Linked DNA regions of Homo sapiens: region 2 is linked to region 1. A link is a loop called in an ENCODE intact Hi-C map of the cell type or tissue named here. Cell type or tissue: dorsolateral prefrontal cortex. All regions are shown on one strand. Links, peaks and the distances in the headings refer to the core of each region. The heading gives the core; the rest is flanking DNA. Region 1 overlaps GPR157 (G protein-coupled receptor 157). Region 2 overlaps ENO1 (enolase 1).

Region 1 (8,324 bases), core at 307-8,306:
AGAGGATGGGCCGGTACTCAGAGAGTGCCGTGTGCTGTGTGGGGACAGCGAGGGCAGACTTGAGTGGATAGGCACCCTCCCGCCACGTCCACCCAGGCTGCCCAGGTCTTCCCAGGGACTTGAACTAGCTCAGGGAGGTAGGGGAGATGTGTGGTGGAGCCCGGATCCTTCTCCTGAACCCTGACTGCTAGATCCTCTGCCCAGTCCCCACCTCCACATGGAGGTCTCAAAGTCATCTGAAACAGCTCACATCCAAGACAGAAGATGGATCTTGACCCCTGAGGCCAATGCTCCCTTCCCAGTCTCAGCTCATGGAAACAACAGCTTTCTCGTTGCCCAGGCCAAAGCCTTGGGGCTCTGTTTTGACCCCTTTCTTTGTCCCATAGCCCACATCCGATCCCCAGCAAGTCCTGCAGCCCTCTTTTTTTGTTTAAAATAGATGCAGGGTCTCCCTATGTTGCCCAGGCTGATCTCAAACTCTTGAACTCAAGCAATCCTCCTGCCTCGGCCTCTCAAAGTGCTGGGATTACAGGCATGAGCTGCCACCGTGCCGACCTCTAACTTCAAAACAGATCCAGACTCTGGGTACTTCTGCCACCTTCTGCCACTGCCCCCGTGTCCAGGCCACGTCACCACGTCTCTGGATGGGCTCCCTCCTCCGCCTCTGCCACCCCCTCCTGCTCCCCCCTACAGTCCATTCTCAACACAGAAGCAGCAGGGCTGCTTGAAAACCCGAGTCTGCTCCAGTGAGTCCTCCACTCGGAGCTCTTCAGCGCTCCCCACTCCACATGCTCCTTACGGTCGCAGCGGGGCCAACCCTTATGGTCACAGTGGGGCCAACCCTGAAGCCACACCGACCTCCTTGTTATGCTGCAGACACGCAGCACCCCCGCCCCAGGGCTCCGCACTGGCTGCTCCCTTGCTCTGGAATGCCCGTCTCCATCTGTCCCCAGGGCTCCCCCCGGCCCTCTTCAAGACTTTGCTCAAGCAGCACCTTCTGGATAAGGCCCGACACCCCTATTTAAACTGCACAGAGGCCGGGTGCAAAGGCTCATGCCTGGAATCCCAGCACTTTGGGAGGCCGAGGTGGGTAGATTGCTTGAAGTCAGGAGTTCGAGACCAGACTGGCCAACATGGTGAAACCCCATCTGTACTAAAAATACAAAAATTAGCTGGTTGTTGTGGCACGTGCCTGTAATCCCAGCTACTTGGGAGGCTGAGGCAGGAGAATCGCTTGAACCTGGGAGATGGAGGTTGCAGTGAGCCAAGATCGCGCCACTGCACTCCAGCCTGGGCAACAGCAAAACTCCAGCTCAAAAATAAATAAGTAAATAAATAAATACATAAATAACTGCACGTGCACTTCCTAGACAGTCCCATCCTCACGTTCCGCTTTTTATTTTAGTCTGTTTCCCACAGTTTGTCTCACCCTCAGTCCCACGATGTTATTCACCCTTGTTCCTTGGGCTTATTGCTTATCATCGTCCTCCCCTCCAGAATGCAAGCCCCCTCCCTGCACAGGGAGGGCCTGCTGTACCCCCAGCCCACCCACCTCCTCTCCAGAAGGAGAACAAAAACGTGAGCTCGAGCCAGACTTGGCTTTCCTCCTGGGAATGTCTTTCATGAGAGGAAGGAGGAGATTCCTTCCAGATCAAAGCTGAATTTGTAAAAATAGATGAAACTGCTCATGATGAACACGTGATTTTTTTTGGCCAGGAGTGGTGGCTCATGCCTGAAATTGCAGCACTTTGGGAGGTCAAGGCAGGAGGATCGCTTGAGCCCAGAAATTTGAGAGTAACCTGGGCAACAGAGTGAGACACTGTCTCTACAAAAAATTTAAAAATTAGCTGGGCATTGGCCAGGAGCAGTGGCTCATGCCTGTAGTCCCAGCACTTTGGGAGGCTGAGGCGGGCAGATTACTTGAGGCCAGGTGTTCAAAACCAGCCTGGCCAACATGGTGAAACCCCGACTCTACTAAAAATACAAAATTAGGCTAGGCGCGGGCACAGTGGCTCATGCCTGTAATCCCAGCACTTTGAGAGGCTAAGATGGTCTGGATCACTTGAGGCCAGGAGTTCAAGACCAGGCTGGCCAAAATGGTGAAACCTGTCTCTACTAAAAATACAAAAAAATTATCGAGGCATGGTGGCGCACACCTGTGGTTCCAGCTACTTGGGAGGCTGAGGCATGAGAATTGCTTGAACCCGGGAGGCAGAGGTTACAGTGAGCTCAGATTTGCCATTATACTCCAACCTGGGCAACAGAGCAAGACTCTGCCTTAAAAACAAAAACAAAATTAGCCAGGTGTGGTGGCACACACCTGTAGTCCCAGCTACTCAGGAGACTGAGGTGGAAGTTGCAGTGAGCCAGAGGTGGAAGTTGCAGTGAGCCAAGATTGAGCCACTGCACTCCAGCCTGGGCAACACAGTGAGACGCTGCCTCTAAAACAAAAAATGCATTTTTGAGCCAGTCCTGTGCCTGGGATGCTGACGGCCCAGGGGAGGGGAGACGCCCAAGGTATTCTGCCAGCACCTGGTGTCTTGTGGAGTCACTGCTGCATCGTGGTATCTCTCAGCCCCCAATCTTCTGCAACTAACCTGCTCAGAGCCGCCCTCCTCCTCCTCCTCCTCCTCCAGCTCACCGATTCTTGGCTCATTCCTAGCTAGAGGCAACTAGCACATTCTCAGCTCCCTGCCCACTTCGATCCCGTTTTTCTGAAACACTTGCTGATTTGGAAAAGAGGACCCATTGTCACCCGTAAGGGTCAGCCTCAGCCCCGCAGGCTTCCTGCCCTGCCAAAGGAAAGGCAGAAAGAAAGACACACAAAGGGCATCTGTAGAGGAGAGTCCTGGGCAGGGCCTGGCGGAGTGCCTGGGATACTTCATCAGGGGTCCCGGAAACTTTCCAGGGCAGTGGAAAAGAAGAGGAGGTGAGAAGGGCATCCATCACCTGGGCAGGAGACCAACTACTAATAAAAGTCTAGAAGAAGACAAAAGATCATTTCATTTTTTCTTTTTTTTGAGACAGGGTCTCACTCTGTCACCCAGGCTGGAATACAGTGAACTCCCAGGCTCAAGTGATCCTCCTGCCTCACTGTCTCAGCCTCTCAAGTAGCTGGGACTATAGACATGCACCAGCACACCAGCTAATTTTTTTTTTGAGAAGGAGTCTCTCTGTCACCCAGGCTGGAGTGCAGTGGCGCGATCTCAGCTCACTGCAAGCTCCGCCTCCCGGGTTCACACCATTCTCCTACCTCAGCCTCCTGAGTAGCTGGGACTACAGGTGCCCACCACCACGCTCAGCTAATTTTTTGTATTTTTCATAGAGACAGAGTTTCACCGTGTTGGTCTCGATCTCCCGACCTCGTGATCTGCACACCTCGGCCTCCCAAAGTTCTGGGATTACAGGCGTGAGCCACCGCACCCGGCCCTAATTTTTTTTTTTTTTTTTTTTTGAGATGGAGTCTTGCTCTGTGGCCCAGGCTAGAGTACAATGGTGCAATCTCGGCTCACTGCAACCTCTGCCTCCTGGGTTCAAGTGATTCTCCTGCCTCAGCCTCCTCAGTAGCTGGGATTCTAGGCACCTGCCACCACGCCCAGCTAATTTTTGTATTTTTATTAGAAACGGGGTTTCACCATGTTGGCCAGGCTGGTCTTGAACTCCTGACCTCAGGTGATCTACCTGCCTCGGCCTCCCAAAGTGCTGGGATTACAGGCATGAGTCACCATGCCCAGCCTTAATTTTAATTTTTATTTATTTTTTTTGAGGTGCAGTCTTGCTCTGTCGCCCAGGCTGGAATGCAGTGGCGTAATCTTGGCTCACCGCAACCTCCATCTCTTGGGTTCAAGTGATTCTCCTGCTTCAGTCTCCCGAGTAGCTGGGACTACAGGTGTGTGCCACCACATCCAGCTAATTTTTGTTATTTTTGGTAGAGACAGGGTTTCACTGTGTTGGCCACACTGGTCTGGAACTCCTGACCTCAAGTGATCCACCCACCTCGGCCCCCCAAACTGCTGGGATTATGGGCATGAGCTACTGCACCCAGTCCAAAAAGAAGATTTCAGACCAATGGGAAGTCCCACAGCCATCTCCAGCAAGGACTCCACCTGAGGCAGAAGTGGGGTCTAGGGCGGGTGAGAACTGGTTACATTTCCAAGCAAAAAGAAAAGAGAAAACTAAAGGTCTTGACGCGAGAAGACACAACGGGAGTGGAGGGTGGGGATTAGGTGTCCAGATGGCCACAGCTGCAAGGTGCCTCCTGACTCAGAAATGGCTGCTGGGTAGACAGAATGGCCTACAAGATGGGTACACACCCTCCTACAATTTCAGCCCTGAAAACTCAGAGGGCAAATAGAAACACAGGGACTCACTCCAGCAAGCCTGCAGGATGAGCCCGGAAGTCTAAATTCAGAGCATTTCCTCTGGACCTATCTTACTGCCCCAGCCACTCCTCACATTGAATCTTTGCCTGTAGTTACTTGCACTTCTGCCTCTCTCCAGGAGGGCAGGATCCATGTCTGAGTCCTCAAGATGAACTCCCATGCTATACAGCACTCTGGTGCTAGGAGATGCTCGGTAAAAACATACTGAATGAGGCCGGGCGCGGTGGCTCACGCCTGTAATCCCAGCATTTTGGGAGTCCGAGGTGGGCGGATCACTTGAGGTCAAGAGTTCCAGACCAGCCTGGCCAACATGGTGAAACCCTGCCTCTACTAAAAGAACAAAAATTAGCTGGGCGTGGCGGCACGTGCCTATAATCCCAGCTACTCGGGAGACTGAGGTAGGAGAACCACTTGAACCTGGGAGGCAGAGGTTGCAGTGAGCCGAGATTGTGCCACTGCACTCCAACCTGGGCGACAGAGCAAGACCCTGTCTCAAAAATAAATAAATAAATAAAACTAAAATAACATACAGAATGAGTGACCGAGTGGATCAAAGAATGGGTTAATCTGTGGCCTTTTGCAGGCGTTTGCTTGTGGCCAGGAGGAAGCCCCTAGTTCCACATGTGCAGACTGGGAGGCAGGAACAAGGAGGAACTGGGCCAAGGTGTCAGAGGAAAGCCATTCTTTCGTAGGCTCTCCAGCCAGCCCAGCCTACTCATTTCTGAATTCTGGAAACCCCTGCCATTTAGGATATAATAAATCACTAGGAAAAGTTAGGTGAGTTATTTGCGTCACTGATTGTGAAATTCCACAGTCTTCCCTTCCCCTGGGGCAGCCCGGCCTTGGGTCTGTCCTCACCTTTTAGCTAAATTCCTCAAGTTTAAGCAGCCACCACAGGCCGTCCACCAGGGGGCAGGAGAGGGCCATGACCAAGGACACAGCAGCCCTGTCTGCAGCAGCCCTGTGCCCCCACAGGCCCTTAATCGGCTAAGCCTCGTTTCCTTATCTACAAAGGAGTAACAGGACCCGGCTCCTAACGGGGCAGTGGGAACCAATGCACGATCCGTGTAACACAGCGTGTTGCATGGTGTCTGGTGCACAGTAAGTGCCTGGTCCCCTCTGGCCCATCACTGGTTCTGTCCCCAGAGACGCAACCTGTCCCCTCGGGGGGCCAAACTCAATGCCAGGCCTTGCACCTGGGCACAGCGGCCATGCAGAGGGCCCTGAGCTCTAAGGGCAGCGCCTACCGCTCTGTTGATGTGCTTCCGGACCAGGAGGTACAGCAGAGGCAGCAGCACATATGCCAGCATCTCCCACAGCTTCCCCGTCAGCAGCATCCACAGGACATGGTCCTTGGCCTCCAGGTCGATCCAGCACCAGCCCACAGACACGTCCGAGGCGTCATAGCCAATCTTCTTCAGGGCGACGGCTGCCACAGTGATGACCAACGGGACCCCCCAGCTGAGGAAGGAGGAGAGAAAGAGGCATCGGGGTCAGGCCATGGCTCCCGGCAATGTCAGCCTTCGCAAAAATGACGGAGGACGCCCTTCAGAAAGGGGATGCTCTCCAGAGCCTGGATGGCACAGTGGCCCTGGAAAATAAGAAGGGGTAGGTGTTGCCCTGGGAGCCTGGCTCTACTTTAGAATTCTTCGGGGACTGGCATTAGAATGGAGTGACGTGGGACAGCCAGCTCCCAGCGTGTGCCCAGCTCCTTTTGCATACATGTGTGTACAGAGTTCGAGACCAGGCTGGCCAACATGGTGAAACCCTGTCTCTACCAGAAATACAAAAATTAGCTGGGCGTGGTGGTGCACACCTGTAATCTCAGCTACTTGGGAGGCTGAGGCAGGAGAATCATTTGAACCCAGGAGGTGGAGGTTGCAGTGAGCTGAGATTGTGCCATTGCGTTCCCGCCTGGGTGACAGAGTGAGACTCCATCTCAAAAAAAGAAAAAAGAAGAGTTTTGTATACATGTGTGTACAGAGCACAGGGCCAGGCAGGTGTGTGTTTGCTGCTGTCGTGACTGTTGTGAGTCACGTCCTGCTGTCCCAGGTTTCAGGCCTGTGGTGCAGACAGTGGTACTGCGTGAGGCCTGTCTGGTTTCTGTTCCAGGAAGCCTTGGGCACCAGCGTGCGAACACCTGTCCATGCTCGTGCAAATGTGCCACAAACAATCAGCGCCCCCTGGTCAGCCCTTGGGTCTAGGAGTGCACACACTGGGGGCTTAGGGTTGCCTGGGCAGGGAATTCCAGGGTTCTGCTTACCTTCGGCAGGCTCTAGGAGGGGGAACGTGGGCTTTGGGCAGTGTGTCCCTTTGGCCTTGAGGACTTCTTACACAATGGCGGGGAACAGAACCTGGCAAGGGTCAACGGGGACCTTTGAAAACATAAAGCTCAGGTAGGGGCCCCTCTAAGGGCAGTGTTGGGCTCAGTTTTCTTTTTTTGAGACGGAGTCTCGCTCTGTCACCCAGGCTGGAGTGCAGTGGCACAATCTCAGCTCATTGCAACCTCCACCTCCTGGGTTCAAGCGATTCTCCTGCCTCAGCCTCCTAAGTAGCTGAGATTACAGGCGTGCACCACCACGCCCGGCTAATTTTTGTATTTCTAGTAGAGACAGGGTTTCACCATGTTGGCCAGCCTGGTCTTGAACTCCCGACCTCAGGTGATCCACCTGCCTCAGCCTCCCAAAGTGCTGGGATTATAGGCCTGAGCCACCATGTCCAGCCCAGGCTCAGTTTTCTAGAGCGCTCTCCCACAGCCAGCCACACAGCCAGGAGTAGGCCCCTTCCCTGTGGTCCTTGAACCAGTCTGTTCCTTACATAGCAATGGAGCACACAAAGGCTATAGTGGCTCCTGAGAGAGGCAGGTAGTGGGGTAGTTAAGAGCTTGGATTTTAGTGTAGTGGGCTTGGATTTTAGTGCAGCGGGCTGGATCCAAGTCCCACTTCTGCCCCTGCTTGGGCAAGTTATTTAGCCTCAACATGCCAGGTTCTCTGCAAAGTGTGGATGACGACAGTGACTACAGGGTGTCATTGTCGGGTCGTTATGAGAACAAATACATGTGTGTACAGAGCACAGGGCCAGGCAGGTGTGTGAGTGTTTGCTGCTGTCGTGACTGTTGTGAGTCACGTCCTGCTGTCCCAGGGTTCAGGCCTGTGGTGCAGACACTGGTGCTGCGTGGGGCCCGTCTGGTTTCTGTCCTGGGAAGAAGACACAAGTACCCCTGTCCTAGGTCAGGTGCCTGGAGCGCAAAGCCTTAGGTAAACAGGAATGATACTATGATAACTGTGAGATCAGAGTTCAACATGAATCTGAGGCCAGAATGAGGCCAGGAGAACTGTGCTTCAAGGGTTTCTCCCAAATGCTGCAGGGCTGGCAGAGCAGGCCAGGCAGGGATGAGGATGGAAGGGAAAAGTCAGTTCCCTGGGACTGGGAAGGCCTCATGCAGGATGCTTCCAGAACAGAGGGGCCCTGGCCAACCATCCCCTCTGCAGCATTCTCCAGTCCCCACTGGCCTCTGTAGGGAAGGGCAGGAGGGCTGATGGCAGAGTCACATCACCCTCAGTGGCCTCGGTGGCAGGAGGCAGCATGTCCTGTTGGAAGTCACAAAGACACAGGAGCAAAAAGACCACAAAAGGCCAGGCGCGGTGGCTCATGCCTGTAATCCCAACACTTTGGGAGGCCAAGGTGGGCAGAACACTTGGGGTCAGGAGTTTGAGACCAGCCTGGCCAACATAGTGAAACCCCATCTCTACTAAAAGTACAAAAATTGGTGGGCGTGGTGGTGCATGCCTGTAATCCCAGCTACTTGGGAGCCTGAGGCAGGAGAATCGCTTGAACCTGGGAGGCAGAGGTTGCGGTGAGCCGAGATCACGCCACTGCACTCCAGCCTGGGTGACAGAGCAAGACCCTGTCTCAAAAAAAAAACCAAACACACACACACAC
Region 2 (8,324 bases), core at 103-8,102, 240 kb before region 1:
CAGAAGAGAACCGAGTGGAATGAAGTCATTTCTGATTCACCAGCTTTTCTCCTGCTGTACTGCCCTGAGGGTTGTATTCTGCACCATCTCCTCCCCCATCACACCTCCATTTCACTGTTACTAGAAATACAAATAGCATTCTATGTGGACTCACCACTGCTTTTCCCCTCTAAGACAGAGCCCAACTCCAGCCAACAGTAGGAATTGCTGAATTCATTATAAGGAGCAAAGCTCTTCTGAGTAACCAAACTGACAGGCTATTGTCACCTGGTTTTGCACCTGATATTCAAAAAAAATTTTTTTTTTTCTTTTTTTTTGAGACAGAGTCTCACTCTATTGCCCAGGCTGCAGTGCAGCGGCAGGATCTTGGCTTACTGCAAGCTCCGCCCGGGACCATTCTCCTGCTGGGACTACAGGCGCCCACCACCAGGCCTGGCTAATTTTTTGTATTTTTTAGTGGAGACGGGGTTTCACCACGTTGGCCAGGATGGTCTCGATCTCCTGACCTCGTGATCCACCTGCCTCAGCCTCCTAAAGTGTTGGGATTACAGGCGTGAGCCACCGCACCTGGCCAAAAGTGTGATTTCTTAAGAGTAAAGCAAAGAAATGGGAAGAGACCACAGGCTCATGTAGCTCATCACTAAGATCATGGGCCTCTTCCTGAAAGGTTTTAAAATCTTCAGGAGACTTCATGATCTTCCCCAGTAAAGACGCCACCTCAGGCCACTCACATTTATTTTCTGTTCCATCCATCTCGATCATCAGTTTGTCAATCTTCTCTTGTTCTGTGACGTTCAGTTTCTACGAGGGAGAGGGGAGAATGAGGGGTTGGGGCCACTCTTATCTGCATAGCCTTTGCTCCCCTACCATGGAATCTGACTTTGGAACTGTGTAATATCAAAATCAATTCTGTGATGTTTGTTTTATAAGCAAAAAAAGTGGAGGACAAAAATCAGTGGGGAGACAAAAAACTGCCTTCTGCTTGCTTTGATGGTTATCAGGCATTCACCCAACAATGCAACAGAGATGGCACTCTCAGACAATGCTTTTGTAACAAAAGGTTAATAGTCTACCCAGGGAGCCCAAAGTGACTTTACACCCAAGAGAACTGTCAGGTATGTGCTATGTAGACCACTGCTACCCAGGAACATGGCTTTCATAGGCAATAAATAAGCAAAGCTCACTGTTCACTCAAGCAGGCTGAGCCCTTGAAAGGCAGGCTCTGCTGCTCACTCTTGGCTAACTGCAAAGATGGCAAATCTTCATCCTCTGATGGGAGGCATGATTTCTGCAGGTAGTCCGAAATCATTTAGCAAAGCGTCTAATGATGGATCAAAATGAATTTTTGATGAGACTATAAAGTAACAAAACTGACGTACTGAGAACTGGCTCAAAGTAATCCAATAAAAATCAGTATTACTTTTTAATTTTTTAATTTTTATTTTTTAAGACAGAGTCTCATTCTGTTGCCAAGGCAGGAATGCAGTGTCACGATCTCAGCTCACTGCAACCTCCACCTCGTGGGCTCAAATGATCCTCCAAACTCAGCTGGGACTATAGGCATGCACCATCATGCCTGGCTAATTTTTATATTTTTTTTTTATAGAGATGGGCTTTGCCATGTTGCCCAGGCTGGTCTCAAACTCCTGGCCTCAAGGGATCTGCCCACCTCAGCCTCCTAAAGTCCTCCTAAAGTGTTGGAATTACAGGCGTTAGCCACTGCACCCAGCCAAAAATCAGCATTCCATTTTAAACTAATATATTAATAACAAGGCATTATTTTTATCTATGATGTGCTTGATATAAAAAAATATGCAAAGAAAATCAACTCTGATCCCATCATGCTGTATGAGCAATTTGGTGTCTTTCACAGCTTTGTCAAGGCATCACTGCAACAGGCAGGCAGTTACCCAAGCACACAGCTTCAGAGGTCAATTCTCACTAACAGTTTGGTATGTTTCTCTAGGGGGTTAAAAAAAAGTCAGGGGATCCTGCTCATCGTGTGAGTCACACTATGCAGGGGTATGAAGGGACAGAGAACAAGGTATGTGTGGAGGTGTCCGGGAGACTGGCAGGGGGTGGTGCAGACAGAACGGTAACAAGACATTTTGTCTGGGGGCTGGTCGGGCAGGGAGTAATTACAGAGTGCCACAAAAGCCAGGCCTAAACCAACGAGTCAGGGACAGAGACAACAAAGGAACTCCTCCTTTTCCCTCGTGTACAGAATGAATTCATGGAGGAGAGGGACTAGATTCAAGAATAGACGGAGGCTGTGGCTGGGCTTGGACTGGGCCTAGAGAGCTTTGTTATTTTTATTTTTTGAGACAGAGTCTCACTCTGTTGCCCAGGCTGGAGTGCAGTGGCACAATCTCTGCTCACTGCAACCTCTGCCTCCCAGCTTCAAGCGATTCTCATGTCTCAGACTCCCAAGTAGCTGGGACTACAGGCGTGCACCACCATGCCCGGCCAATTTTTGTACTTTTAGTAGAGATAGGGTTTCACCATGTTGGCTAGACTGGTCTCCAACTCCTGACCTCAAGTGATCCACACACCTCAGCTTCCCAAAGTGCTGGGATTACAGGTGTGAGCCACTGCACCTGGCCCGGAGTGTTTTTAGACAGGGGTTTTCAAACCAGTCCCATCTGATGAGCGCCACAGGAATTACGGAGGGACGGGCCGAAGGGAGGGTAAATGAGATAAAACCTGCAGAGTCGGGTGGGTTGCTGGGTCCCCAGCCCTACTTCACCTCCAGCAGCTCTTTTATGTTTGACATACTGAGATTTCCAGATTTTACTTAACAGGAACTCCACTGTTAAAGTCAGTAGAATTATAGTAAATAATTCCAAAGTTCATGAGAAATTAGTCACCATGGACACTACCACAAACACCCCTGAGAGCCACTCTTAAAATCTGGATCTTAATTTCTTCAAAGGTCCAGAGAGTTGCAGGGGGGAAGAAACCTCAGGGCTCGAAGTGTCTCATTCTTCTGATGCAATTCCATCTGCTCCCAAAAGTGGGGTGAGGCAGCGGGCAGGTTAGAATTATGTCATGCATGGATTGTTCTCGTGCGTGACAGGGAATCCAATAGGCTTCTACAGCTCTCAGAATAAGCTCTTCCATAAACAGGAAAGCCCCTGGGCCTGGGAGACGCTCTGGTGGCATTAGACACATTAGTTATCAGGAGGCAGGTCCTACCTTGCTAACCAGGGCAGGCGCAATAGTTTTATTGATGTGCTCAACAGCCTTTGAGACACCTGGAAGGAACAATCAAATCAAATTACTGACATTAACTTTAAAACAGGCTTGAGCAGCATTGTTAGAGAGAACCACTGTTGAGGCCGACGCGGAAGCCCACCAAGGGACCTTCTGTGGGACCTCTTCCCCCTCTCCCCTTTCCCCCCAGAATCGGAGGACTTTCCGGCCCAGTCTGAGTGCTCCTACCTAGGACCCCAGAGGGTTAGAGCCACACAAAACAGCAGCTGGCTCAGAACGATCTGACTGGAGGTTAGTTTGCAAGACCATGCACTGGAAACGCCAACTGCAGACTAAAGGCTGTTCAATCAGTTACCTGAGTGCACAGGGCTGGTGCCAGGAACTCATTAATATACTTAATGGGTCTGGAGACGCCTGCCCAGCAGAGGATGAAGAAGGAAAAATGAGAGAGACTCAGAAGAGAACCGGTGATTAAGGACTGCGAGTGAGAGACAGTGAGGGGGCAGGAAAGCAGAGGAGAGCATTTCAGGGGCCATGCGTTCAATCTTCCACAAATGCTTACTTACTGAGCACTCATTACCATCAAGGCACAGCATCATCCTGCTCCGGCTAAGTCCCCACGTACGCCATTAAACAACGGTCAAATGGTAACATGTTCGTGTGTGTAGAGTGCTTCTTACAGCATTAAAGCGGGACTGAACACCCAGCACCACCACTGCGACACCAGCCCAGTGTTTCACAACCTGATTTCATCATTGTCCCCTCCCTGCAGCCTTTTTGGAGTTTTCCGGGTGCCCCACTGAGAATGCGTGATCTAGCCCTATGTGCTTTTCTGTAATTTGGCCACATGTTCTATCTCTAGAAAGGTCAATGTTGCACACACACTAAGTCAATTTGAATACAGCCAGAGGCTAGCTCTGCCACAGAGCAGGGCTCCTATGAGTCAGTCAACAGGAAAATCACACTAAATGACACACCTGCAGCTCACCATTCAGGGCAGGTCATTGGTTAGACCTTCCCTGGATCCTTTCTAGCCCGTGAAGAGGCTGATGATCTCTGGAGGGCCCACAGAACCCTCCTGGGAGATGGGGAAACTTTTCTTTAGTTAACAGGCCCTGTTCTCATGCTTGGGTTCCTGTCCTAACCGTGAAGGAGTATTTCGCAGATTGGGAACAAACTGCAATAGAAGCAAGCATTGGAACTCTCGACCCAGAGCATGCAGGCTCGGGAACCCCGGAATCCACACACCAACTTTCCTGTCCACAAGGTGGTGCACTGCTTCCATCAACATCATGGGTCACAGCAGGTTTACCTGCCATAAACCTGCAAGTGCAAGTGCCACCCAGAGAGGACAGGACTGGGCAAGGCCAGGAATGGGGCTGGAAGCAGGGAGGCCATGGGCTGTGGGTTCTAAGGCTTACCCTTCCCCATATAGCGAGTCTTATCATTGTCCCGGAGCTCTAGGGCCTCATAGATACCAGTTGAAGCACCACTGGGCACAGCAGCTCTGAAGAGACCTGGATGAGAGGAAAAAAGATGTAGTAGCAATTCAGAAATCCAGTTCCAGCACAATCCCAAGTCCCCTCCCGCCCACAGATGCATTTGTCATTAGGGAGCTGTTTCTTCCTCCTACCAGCTGTGTGAATTAAACGCTCTGGGCTGTTCTTCATGCCTTTCACATGTTTATGATCCTGTACTGCAGAACTTACTGCAAAGATGACTAATTCCTCTAGCAGAAAGAAAGTGTTCTACAGCAGAGCCTACATGCCACCTGGAGGTCTTGTTAAAATGTAGATTCTGACCCAGGCAAATATGCATCCCTCACAAGCTCGCATTGGTGCCCTGTGGATTACTCCAGCAGCACTGCCCAAGAGAAATCCAATGCGAGCCACACAGGGCATTGAAGACGTTCTGGTACTTTTTTTTTCTTTTGAGACAGAATCTCGCTCTATCCCCCAGGCTAGAGTGTATGGCGTGATCTTGGCTCACTGCAATCTCCACCTCCTGGGTTCAAGCGATTCTCCTGCATCAGGCTCCCCAGCAACTGGGACTACAGCAGCCTGCCACCACGCCCGGCTAGTTTTTTTATTTTTAGTAAAGATGGGGTTTCACCATGTTGGCCAGGCTGGTCTTGAACTCCTGATCTCAGGTGATCTGCCCACCTCGGCCTCCCAAAATGCTGGGATTACAGGCATGAGCCACCATGCCCAGACAGGTACTATATTGATGTTAAGCATAAAATTAGGGTAATTTAACTGGCTCAGGAGGAGTATCTAGCTCATTTGTTTCAGTTTGGACAATGCTAAATGCTATTTTAGGGGTTCTATGCCCAACTGGAAACTGGCAAACAGGATGGATGTGGGGGGAAGGAATAAAGATAATAAAATGCGCAGTTTAATAAATGTAAGAACTGAACCAAGTAATCTTGCAGATACTGAAACCAGCCATCTGGTGAAACCTATACCTGTAACAAGGGCAATCTTTGGTGGAGGCAAAAGAACAGATGGTGTCAAGGAAGATGTTGCAGAGAAACCAACAAGATATTTCTAGCAAAGGACCCAGCAGTGTTCCCTGCTGCACTGCAGTGTGCGCTATCAACAGGTCATACTTCCTTCTTGAAAGCTGCCCTGGCTCCCTACATATCCACCCTACACTGGATCAGGCAAAGACAAGATGAAAACAAGAGGCTTGGAGTCTACAGACTTTTGGTGATGATAACGTGTTCACGCATGTTGACCACTCTAGTGGGGATGCTGACAATGGGGGGGCTGCGCATGTGCAGAGGCAGTGGGTACTCATGGGTTTATGTACCTCTGCACCTTCCGCCTGCTTCTGCTGTGAACCTAAAACTGCTCTAAAAAAGTTGATGAGACAGGGAGAGAGAGAGATGAAAGGTTCTGAGCAAGTCCATCATTTCATGTTTTTTGAAAAGGATTAAGACACACAAGAGAAAGTTCCATTCATTTCAATTTCAAAATGTCCAACTCCCAACAATCTTCTAGCATCTGGGGTCTTTTGTTGCTTAAAGTTCATTAATATCCAAGTAGAAAGTTCCACCCATTGACTAAGCAAACCACTCTTACTGGATGAAGGGAATTCTTGGCATCCTGTGAGAACCCTCAGGGTTCCCCATAAAGCCAGTGAGAAACCCCACAGTGCTTGAGAGCCCACACAGCAAGCAGCCAACTCAGGCATTCTTTTGCCCAACGAAGTCAGGCCTCAAGGATCCTTTCTTCCTGAGGGGGAGGGGAGGTGCAAGGGGAAGGGAAGGGCTGGGGTTCCACTGCTAGGCCTGTGACTCACAGATGGTGACTCAGCTCCGACTGGCAGTTCTCTGTGAGTTTAGCACCGCTGAGTGATTCTGCCTGAAGCTCCTTTGCCAACCTCACCCACTCTGTCCATCGCGCCATGTGCTGGAGGTAACACAGAGCTACAAAGGCACTGGATTTTCTTCTTAAAGGAAGGAGTTTCACAATTCTCTAATTTTTCATAAGAAAACTCCTCCTATAGGGATTGACAGCCAGGTAAAAATGAGAGCCTCCAGACTATTCCAAAGCCTACAGGTAAAAACTGTCCTTGATCCTTGCTGAAGACTGATTTCTAGTCACAGAGATAAAGGTGCTATATTCACACCTGCTATCCCTCCCCTTATCAAGAGATACCATCCTATCACACTGTATCCTGCATTTGGTCACAGCAAGCTGTCAGCCAACAACTAGTGATGGGCCCCTTTAGGGACAAGGTCTTGTGGTATCACCTTACTTCCTTACTTCACTGACTTAGGAGCCAACTTATGTGGTTTTAAGCCAAGGAGCTGGCAGGATCAGGCGGGGTGGCTCACACCTATAATGCCGGCACTTTGGGAGGCAGAGGCGGGCAGATCACCTGAGTGAGGTCAGGAGTTCGAGACCAGCCTGACCAATATGGTGAAACCCCCGTCTCTCCCAAAAATGCAAAAATTAGCCAGGTGTGGTGGTGCACACCTGTAGTCCCAGCTACTTGGGAGGCTGAGACAGAAGAATTGCTTGAACCTGGGAGGCAGAGGTTGCAGTAAGCTGAAATCATGCCACTGCACTCCAGCCTGGGTGACAGAGCAAGACTCCATCTCAAAAAAAAAAAAAAAAAAAAAAAGAAAAAGAAAAAGAAAAAAATAAGCCGAGAAACAGCAAGACACTGGCTCCATGCCTAAAAATTCCCCAACCCTCACAGTCAGGAATCACAACCTACTAGCATGTGCAGACAGAAAGAAAAGCTTTAACAGATTTTTTTTTTCCTAAGGCTCCAGCATTTGTAGAAAATTTTTAAAATGAAGCACGGTGGAAGGAACCATGGAAACCAAGGAGGTGGCACATACCTTTTGAGGTGAAGAGATCAACCTCAACAGTGGGATTCCCGCGAGAGTCAAAGATCTCCCTGGCATGGATCTTGAGAATAGACATGGTGAACTTCTGTAGAAGAAACACACAGTTCATGTTTTCCATAAGCCATAATGCTGCATTTCCTCACTCATTCAAGGAATCACTTCCGAGGTTCGTGGACTAGAGAGAATCAGCACTGGACTAAATACTGGATGTAGGAAAGCTGGCTAGGGTGGGGGGAAAAGCCTGCTGGAAAGCAGTGAGAATTCTCCTAATTAAGTAGTTAGGGCCTAGCTGCGGAAGGCCTTAACCTTTTTATGCCTAGTATTCCATTACTGGAACGCTAAGGGCGTGGGAGTTACTTTTATCCGACTGCTCAAGTCATTGCCAAGGTCTGATTTTTCACAAAAAAAGATTTGCAACCTCTGGCATAAATGGGTTAAACCCTAGCAATTGAGGTCTTGTTCTGTAAGAAAAAAGAAAAAAAAAAAAAGAGAGAGAAAAAGCCCACAAACGTGTGTGCCCAGGGAGAATCAAATCCAAATAGAAAGATGAATGTGTTGCTCGACGCAGAGTGGCCCAGGAGCTGTCTGAAACTGGCTATTGTCATGAGTGAACAATGAGGGCTGGCATGGGAATGGAAAGGAACCAAGAACAGACATGAAGGTCACAAGCAAAACCACCTAGGGCCAAAAAGAGGGTGGCGGGACCAGGGGAAAACCTTGCTTGTAGCAGAATTAAAACAAAATAGTG

Evidence for each region. Hi-C counts contacts between places; a loop is a spot of excess contacts. Peaks named below come from ENCODE experiments on the same cell type or tissue, not always from the same donor. Only the 100,000 strongest peaks of a DNase experiment are listed, where the experiment ranks them.
Region 2: a loop joins it to region 1, with 2.4 times the contacts of the local background. A loop is called at or near these places in 3 of 110 quality-filtered maps.

Annotation. Positions count from the first base shown.
Region 1 is chr1:9,105,647-9,113,970 of GRCh38, forward strand. GPR157 (G protein-coupled receptor 157) reads right to left here. Exons shown (of 4, transcript NM_024980.5): 2 at 5,630-5,843; 3 at 1-34. Among named protein-coding and RNA genes, the nearest start is that of GPR157, 19 kb to the right of the region's middle. RefSeq lists an enhancer at 5,043-5,092. In dorsolateral prefrontal cortex, for the core only: CTCF peaks have their summits at 5,282 (motif pointing right) and 5,483; a DNase peak (open chromatin) is centred at 5,295.
Region 2 is chr1:8,867,257-8,875,580 of GRCh38, forward strand. ENO1 (enolase 1) reads right to left here. Exons shown (of 12, transcript NM_001428.5): 2 at 7,568-7,661; 3 at 4,635-4,730; 4 at 3,196-3,254; 5 at 732-801. The coding sequence starts at 7,652. Among named protein-coding and RNA genes, the nearest start is that of MIR6728, 4.8 kb to the left of the region's middle. RefSeq lists enhancers at 5,844-6,633, 6,024-7,223. In dorsolateral prefrontal cortex, for the core only: a CTCF peak has its summit at 4,481 (motif pointing right); a DNase peak (open chromatin) is centred at 6,525; H3K4me3 peaks cover 2,825 bases; H3K27ac peaks cover 5,375 bases.